Linked DNA regions of Homo sapiens: all the other regions are linked to region 1. The links are chromatin loops, found by intact Hi-C in ENCODE. Cell type or tissue: Calu3. All regions are shown on one strand.

Region 1 (2,500 bases):
GGTTTTTAGAAAACTGTACATATATTGATTTTACATTTATTTAATGTGGCCATTGTAAGACACTTTATTCTTCTGATAAACTATGATTGCTTATCAAAAGATTCTATAATTCAAGAGAAACATTCATAACTTGTGTGTGAAAATGAAAACCACTGGCCCACAGAAATCATGCCCACAAAATCCAATTTTGTGGATTTATGGCAGAAAGACATTAAACTACTGTCTTGCAGGAACTGCAGACTAGTCACTGAAGCAGAAGTGGCACGGTAGTAATGATTAAGGTGACACGTCACCCTGCCACAGCTGTTAATCAGCTTAATACTAGTTACATTATTGACATTCTTGTAATTACTTTTCCTAAGGCACATTTGTGCAAAATATATTTTACTTCAATTATGACCAATCAGAAGCAAGTTCAATACTCAGAAAGAATAATCAAGATTGTCTTAATGCAGTTATATAGTAAGCAAGGTGCTGTTCCGATCACCTGGGGCTGGCGCCACAGAACTCTCTGCATGACCACATCTTTGCCATACCTTGCCATCCTCTGAACACACACCCATGTGCTCTCCACTTTCATCCAAGCTAATCTGATTTATCTTCACAGGACTCTAAAAAGAAAAAGACAAAAAGATGTGTAAAACTTCAGGAAAATATATATCAACAATCAATGTCTTTGCTCTTTGTAAAATAGTAAGCTCTTTGTTTTCTTCTTAAATAATGACAGTTTCCAACTATCTTACACAAAGCACAGTAGAAACTATGAGAAGAAAAGTAAGCCTACGGCAGCTACAACATGAGCTTGCAGAGTAGTTTTTAAAAAATATTTAGCCTTAAAATGGTTTGGCTTGATGATAAAATAAATGGAAATATGCAAAGTTGAATGTGGGATCTTCAACTGAAAAATATCTCAGATCAAGTAGGCAAAGGTCAGGGCAGACCAAGGCTCCCAGACCTCAAAAAGGCCACCCACTGATTGATGCTATGGAAAGACATTTTGACATGGAGGATGAGACTCCTGGCTACAAAATCCTTTCTCATCTTGATCCCTAAATCACCACATGAGCGACACCCCTGAAATGCAGTCCATGAAAAATCAGCTAGCTCCTTAAAGTTCCTAGAATGTCAGAAGAGTAAAGGTTCCTTGAAGATAGATATTTGATCCATTTTGTAGAAGAATAAACTGAAGCTCATAGCAGGGAATCAAAACAGAGAAAAGAGAGGAGCCAGGGCTACAACCTGGGAGGAGTGAAGAATACTGCACTGGCAGCAAGGAATCTACAAAGAAAGCAAAAGCTGATCTGGGAAAGCACCTAGGCCAGCATGTCTGGACTTCCGGCTGAGAAGTCTAAATGTTCAACTTCTATAGTCTTTGAATAAATTCCTTCCTCAAATTGAATATCTTCTGTTAATAGTTTACTTATTCAGATCTTGAGTTCATCAAACTACATTTTTTTAAATATCGATTTTAGTCTTGGCAAATATAAACTGCACCTACCTCTGATTGTAATTTCTTTGGCATCTGGTTGTAAGCTGCCTCAAATTATAATTTAGTAAGTGTGTGCAGCCTAGGTTTCCTGTCCAATATGGTACTGTCCACATGCAGCCTTTAAAACTGAAAGTTAAATTAAAATTCGATAAATCAGATCCTCTGCTGCACTAACACATGCCAAGTGTTCAACGACTACATGTGACTAGTACTGGAAAGCATACAGATCACAGAACATCATCACTGCAGTAAGTTCTACTGGAGAGCGTTGTTCTGTGCTCAGAAAACTGAGATCCAATAATGAAAGTAACTAAGACATCAAGCCTTCTTTACAAAGCTCTTCTTTACTGCAAGTTACACTTAGTAGATTTTCCTTCTATATACACGTTTATGTAATTTGTTCTTGGACTCTGGTATTGAAAAGCTCATGGCCTATCCTAATATTCTGTAAATCACATTATATCATTTGCAAAGACCTGGCATACACAAGATCTGTTATTCAACCCCAGAGGAAAGCAGTCAGCTAAGGCTGGTTATCTCCATCTCACAATGAGGAAAATGAGGCTTCAAGAATTTATGTGAGTGGTCTAAAGCCACAGTGCTACTAAGGGCTATGTATGTCACACAATAGCATTCCAAGTGCAAATAAACGAAGTTTCCATTACAACATGTTTCTCACTGAATGGAAACCATTTGTGCCATCACATTAGCAACATTATGGGGGAAAAAAATCATACCTCTAAGGTAAGATAATCCTTTTTCCCACGTACCTCTATTAGCAATAGAAGGGTTTTTTTTCACTTTTTTTTCTGCCAACAATCAATATTCATTGATTCATTTCCCTGACTACTAATAAACTTAACCATTTTTCTTAAGTCTATTGACCAATTAATTTGATCTTCTGTAAACTGCTTGTTCACTTCTCTTACTCATTTTTTTCTATTAACATGTTTGTTGTTTTGTCAATCTATAAGAGCTCTTTTCTATTTTTAGGGTATGAGGTATATTTAT
Region 2 (2,500 bases), 99 kb after region 1:
TGCACAGGAAGACATTAAAGTCCACTGCATACAGACTTAGATGAAACAAACTGTTACCAGCCAGAAATCGCTCTAGGCTAGGTAGTCATAAAAAAAACCCTATCTGACTTCTAACCCCATTCCCACCCCCAACACACACCATGACCACCACCACCTTTACTTGATTACTATACACTTTTCTAAATAGGGATTCAGTCCATTAGTACTACACTATTTTATACATTTTTGTTTCATGGCTTCTCAACAAACGTCAAACCAGTATTACTTAAGCCCAATGCTAAGTTCCCTGTCCTCATGTGACTCTCACCATGCGTCAGGCGGTGCAGAAATGCATGTAGTTCATCCCATTATATATGGTAAGTGCTGTCAGGTTCAAAGGGCTGATGGAATAGGGTTGGGCTAGGTGGCCTCTCAAGGCCCCTTCTATCATTGGAGAATTTTTATTTGTTGTTTAATAACTATTACCCTGCATTATCATAACTTTCATTCTGGTTTAGCCATAAACATTCAACCTGCAGAGTTCAGTGGAGGAGTTTTCCTATACTGTTTTCTGAAGGGTAAAATTTGGCATTAATTACAGATAAAAACCAGGTGCAGTGGCTCACACCTGTAGTCCTAGCTACTGGGAAGACTGAGGTGGGAGGATTACTTGAGCCCAGGAATTCAAGGCTGCAGTGAGCTGTGATGGTGCCACTGCACTCCAGCCTGAGTAACAGAGCAAGACCCTGTTTCAAAAACAAAACAAAACAAACCCCTAGAGTGAATGATGCACGTAAGAGCCTCTGAAAGAGCACTCCCTTAAACCTCCCCCTGTCCCCATTGACAAAATCCAACAGAAGTGTGGCGCGGGTCCCATCTGCTGCAGGTGCTCTTCACGGGATCTGACCCCTTCAATCATGGCCTTGCCAACCAGATAGCCACTTCCTTCATTACAGTTTCCACTCCAGTGCTGGTATCAATCCTCTCCTTTTCATAGAAATAGGCTGCCCTTCCTATTCCCTCCCTTTCTCCCCAAACTCCTTCAATAATTGGCACTAACCCAGAGACCCGAGGCCCCATACTCACCCTTGGACAGCCCTTGATTATGGAGCTACAGAGTGACTACGTCAGACGTCAAATCCTAATCTCTTCAGTTCAGCTCCACGCCACTAAGTGGTGCTTGAAAGAGACTGTTTAAGTACATGGCTTTGTGGTGTTTTTTTTTTTTTTCCCCTACTTCTTCTCAGTGAATCTTTCTAAAGAAATGCATTTTGAGCTAAGAGCCTCTTCCAAAGTGAAGGGTATATTTGTAGATTTCAAGGAACTAAAAACCAGGCCGCCACCTGCCAGGGTAGTTAAAATGGAGCCGAACAGCACTCCTGGGGGAGGGGCCTGTCCTGATTAAGGAAGTGACTCAGCTTCCTAATTCATTGGAGAAATGAATTTTTCAGAAAGGAAGACATACTATTTTGAAAAGATTATGTAACATTCCAAAGACATACACTTTGAAGTAGAGAATTCTAGTTGGGTGACTGCATTACAAAATAAGTTAATAATTGAAATGACCACATCTTAATAACAAGCAAAGCATTTCCCTGAACAATAGTTTTTCTACATTCTTTTCATTCTGTGGACTCAGAGAGGTCTTTTGATGGATCATAAGCCTTTTATAAACCCATGACCCAGATTTAGAAAAGCTGTAATCACCGCATGCTGACCTTTCATAATAAGCATGCTCTATCCTTCCACGCCCCCAGCCCCAGAATGAACTCTAAAGCAGAAAATTTAGATAGCAGGAACTACATGCACTAGAATTTATAACCAAAGTTTCACATAACCCTGTCACATTTTGGCAATAAATTAACTGGTGAGATGCCATATTAAGTGGAACATATTCCTGTTGATTGTCAAGGACTAGATATTGAGCTTATTTGAGTGCCTTATTGATTTATATTTGCTTTATAGCAACACCGGATGGCTCCTCTCCTTTAAGACAACAAAATTAACCTTATTCTCTTCACATATCTGGCAGCAACTTTATCACCTTAATATGTTCCAAGGTTGGCACTGAAGAGAGAATATTTAAATGGGAAGGACTGGCTGTCCAGCCCTGGCTGCCTCCCTTGGCAGAGGCCATTTTTACACATCAGTGTAGACAGTTGTCAAGCTTTCTTGGAATCCGGGTTAAAGGAAGAGATGAGTGAAAACAGGAAAGGCTGACCTGCAACCATTAATCAAGGCTCAGTTTCCAAGTTCTAATTTCCTATAGAGGAGTAGTCTTACCTTATTCCCATAGGACATTATATTAGAACACAAATGCCCAACATCAGAGTGAGAGATACAGTGTTTGGGTCTTTTCCCTGCATGATCACCGATGATAAATATAGCCATAAAAATTTCTACAAATGTATCACATTCACATATGGTTGCTTCTCAAATTCTCTTAACATCTTGTTGAGTTAGTCATGATCCTACCCCATTCCTACTTAAAATATTCTACTAACTCCCCTTCATCCACAAG
Region 3 (2,500 bases), 56 kb after region 1:
AAACCCTACAGAAAATGATCACATTTCTGTATTATTAATCGCTCAATTTCCTCTTCCTGCACTACTAATTCTACTCAGAAATAAATGTTGTGTTAAGATACTACAATTTTGGAACTGTTTGTTACTTCAGCATAACCAGCCTCTCCCACCAAATATACTACCTGATAGGACTGTGGTCCATATTAAATGAGATAATCCACATAAAGGACTCAGCATAACATGAGGCATATAGGAAATATTGAAGCAATTGAGTCTTCATGATTTAAATATTGTCTTGCATTAAAATGTTTATCGTGAGATGAATCCAGTGTTGGAAATATCAAAGTAGCCATTAGAAAAATGTTTCAACAAGTAACTATAAATTCTCTTGAAGCAAGTGAAACAATAGGACATCTCAGAAAATAAATAGAATTTTTTTAAAAAAAGGAAAATTTTAGAACTAGAAAATACAATAACCAAAAGACATAACTCACTGGATGGGCTCAATAACAGTGTGGAGATGACACAAGACAGAACCACTGAATCTGAGGATAGATCAAGAGAATGTATACCCTCTGAATGAGAGAGAGAAAACCAGCTTTTTAAAACGAAGAGTCGTCACTTCCAAGATGGCCAAACAGGAACAGCTCCGGTCTACAGCTCCCAGCGAGACTGATGCAGAAGATGGGTGATTTCTGCATTTCCAACTGAGGTACCTGGTTCATCTCATTGGGACTGGTTGGACAGTGGGTGCAGCCCACAGAGGGCAAGCAGAAGCAGGGCAGGGCGTCACCTCACCCTCACAAAAGGGGTCGGGGGATTTCCCTTTCTTAGTCAATGGAAGCCATAAGTGACTGTACCTGGAGGAACGGTATACTCCTGCCCAAATACTGTGCTTTTCCCACGGTCTTTGCAACCAGCAGACCAGGAGATCCTCTCCCGTGCCTGGCTCGGCAGGTACCATGCCCATGGAGCCTTACTCGCTGCTAACGCAGCAGTCTAAGATTGACCTGGGATGCCGGAGCTTGGTGGGGGGAGGGGTGTCTGCCGTTACTGAGGCTTGAGTAGGCGGTTCTATGCTCACAGTGTAAACAAAGTGGCAGGGAAGCTCAAACTGGGCAGAGCCCACCGCAGTTCAGCAAGGCCTACTGCCTTTCTAGGTTCCACCTCTGGGGGCAGGGTATATCTGAACAAAAGGCAGCAGACAGCTTCTCCAGACTTAAATGTCCCTGCCTCACAGCTCTGAAGGGAGCAGTGGTTCTCCCAGCACGGCATTTGAGCTCCAATAACGGACAGACTGCCTCCTCAAGTGGGTCACTGACCCCTGGGTAGCCTGACTGGGAGACACCTTCCAGTAGGGGCCAACAGACACCTCATACAGGCAGGTGCCCCTCTGGGACGAAGCTTCCAGAGGAAGGATCAGGCAGCAATATTTGCTGTTCTGCAGCCTCTGCTGGTGACACCTAGGCAAACAGCATCTGGAATGGACCTCTAGCAAACTGCAACAGACCTGCAGCTGAGGGGCCTGTCTGTTAGAAGGAAAACTAACAAACAGAAAGGAATAGCATCAACATAAACAAAAAGGACATCAACACCAAAATCCCATACATAGGTCACCAACATCAAAGACCAAAGGTGGATAAAACCACAAAGATGGGGAGAAACCAGAGCAGAAAGGCAGAAAATTCTAAAAACCAAAACACCTCTTCTCCTCCAAAGGAACACAACTCCTCGCCAGCAAGGGAACAAAACTGGATGGATAACGAGTTTGACAAGTTGACCGAAGTAGGCTTCAAAGGCCGGTAATAACTAACTTCTCCAAACTAAAGCAGCACGTTCTAACCCATCACGAGGAAGCTAAAAACCTTGAAAAAAGGTTAGACGAATGGCTAACTAGAATAAACAGTGTAGAGAAGAGCTTAAATGACCTAATGGAGCTGAAAACCACAATATGAGAACTTCGTAAAGCATACACAAGCTTCAATAGCCAATTCGATCGGCTGGAAGAAAGGATATCAGTGATTGAAGATCGAATTAGTGAAACAAAGCAAGAAGACAAGATTAGAGAAAAAAGAGTGAAAAGAAACAAACAACACCTCCAAGAAATATGGGACTATGTGAAAAGACCAAATCTACGTCTGATTGGTGTACCTGAAAGTGGCGGGGATAATGGAACCAAGTTGGAAAACACTCTTCAGGGTATTATCCAGGAGAACTTCCCCAACCTAGCAAGACAGGCCAACATTCACATTCAGGAAATACAGAGAACACCACAAAGATACTCCTCGAGAAGAGCAACCCCAAGACACATAATTGTCAGATTCACCAAGGTTGAAATGAAGGAAAAAATGTTAAGGGCAGCCAGAGAGAAAGGTCAGGTCACCCACAAAGGGAGGCCTATCAGACTGACAGCAGGTCTCTCTGCAGAAACCCTACAAGCCAGAAGAGAGTGGGGGCCAATATTCAACATTCTTAAAGAAAAGAATTTTCAACCCAGAATTTCATATCCAGTCAAACTAAG

Evidence for each region. A loop is a pair of places that touch in the nucleus more often than their neighbours do. Peaks named below come from ENCODE experiments on the same cell type or tissue, not always from the same donor. Only the 100,000 strongest peaks of a DNase experiment are listed, where the experiment ranks them.
Region 2: a loop joins it to region 1, with 5 times the contacts of the local background. A loop is called at or near these places in 2 of 110 quality-filtered maps.
Region 3: it touches region 1 in a loop (3-fold over the local background); 2 of 110 quality-filtered maps call a loop at or near these places.

What each region holds. Positions count from the first base shown.
Region 1 is chr7:38,829,718-38,832,217 of GRCh38, forward strand. It overlaps VPS41 (VPS41 subunit of HOPS complex), which reads right to left. Exons shown (of 29, transcript NM_014396.4): 5 at 537-611. Among named protein-coding and RNA genes, the nearest start is that of VPS41, 78 kb to the right of the region's middle. In Calu3, no CTCF peak of the experiment used is centred here; DNase peaks (open chromatin) are centred at 274, 514 and 1,294.
Region 2 is chr7:38,928,407-38,930,906 of GRCh38, forward strand. No RefSeq gene overlaps it. Among named protein-coding and RNA genes, the nearest start is that of VPS41, 20 kb to the left of the region's middle. In Calu3, a CTCF peak has its summit at 1,163; DNase peaks (open chromatin) are centred at 1,355 and 1,715.
Region 3 is chr7:38,885,432-38,887,931 of GRCh38, forward strand. The region is part of intron 2 of VPS41 (VPS41 subunit of HOPS complex); the gene reads right to left. Among named protein-coding and RNA genes, the nearest start is that of VPS41, 23 kb to the right of the region's middle. RefSeq lists enhancers at 503-1,019, 1,020-1,536. In Calu3, CTCF peaks have their summits at 1,145 and 1,381; DNase peaks (open chromatin) are centred at 1,090 and 1,770.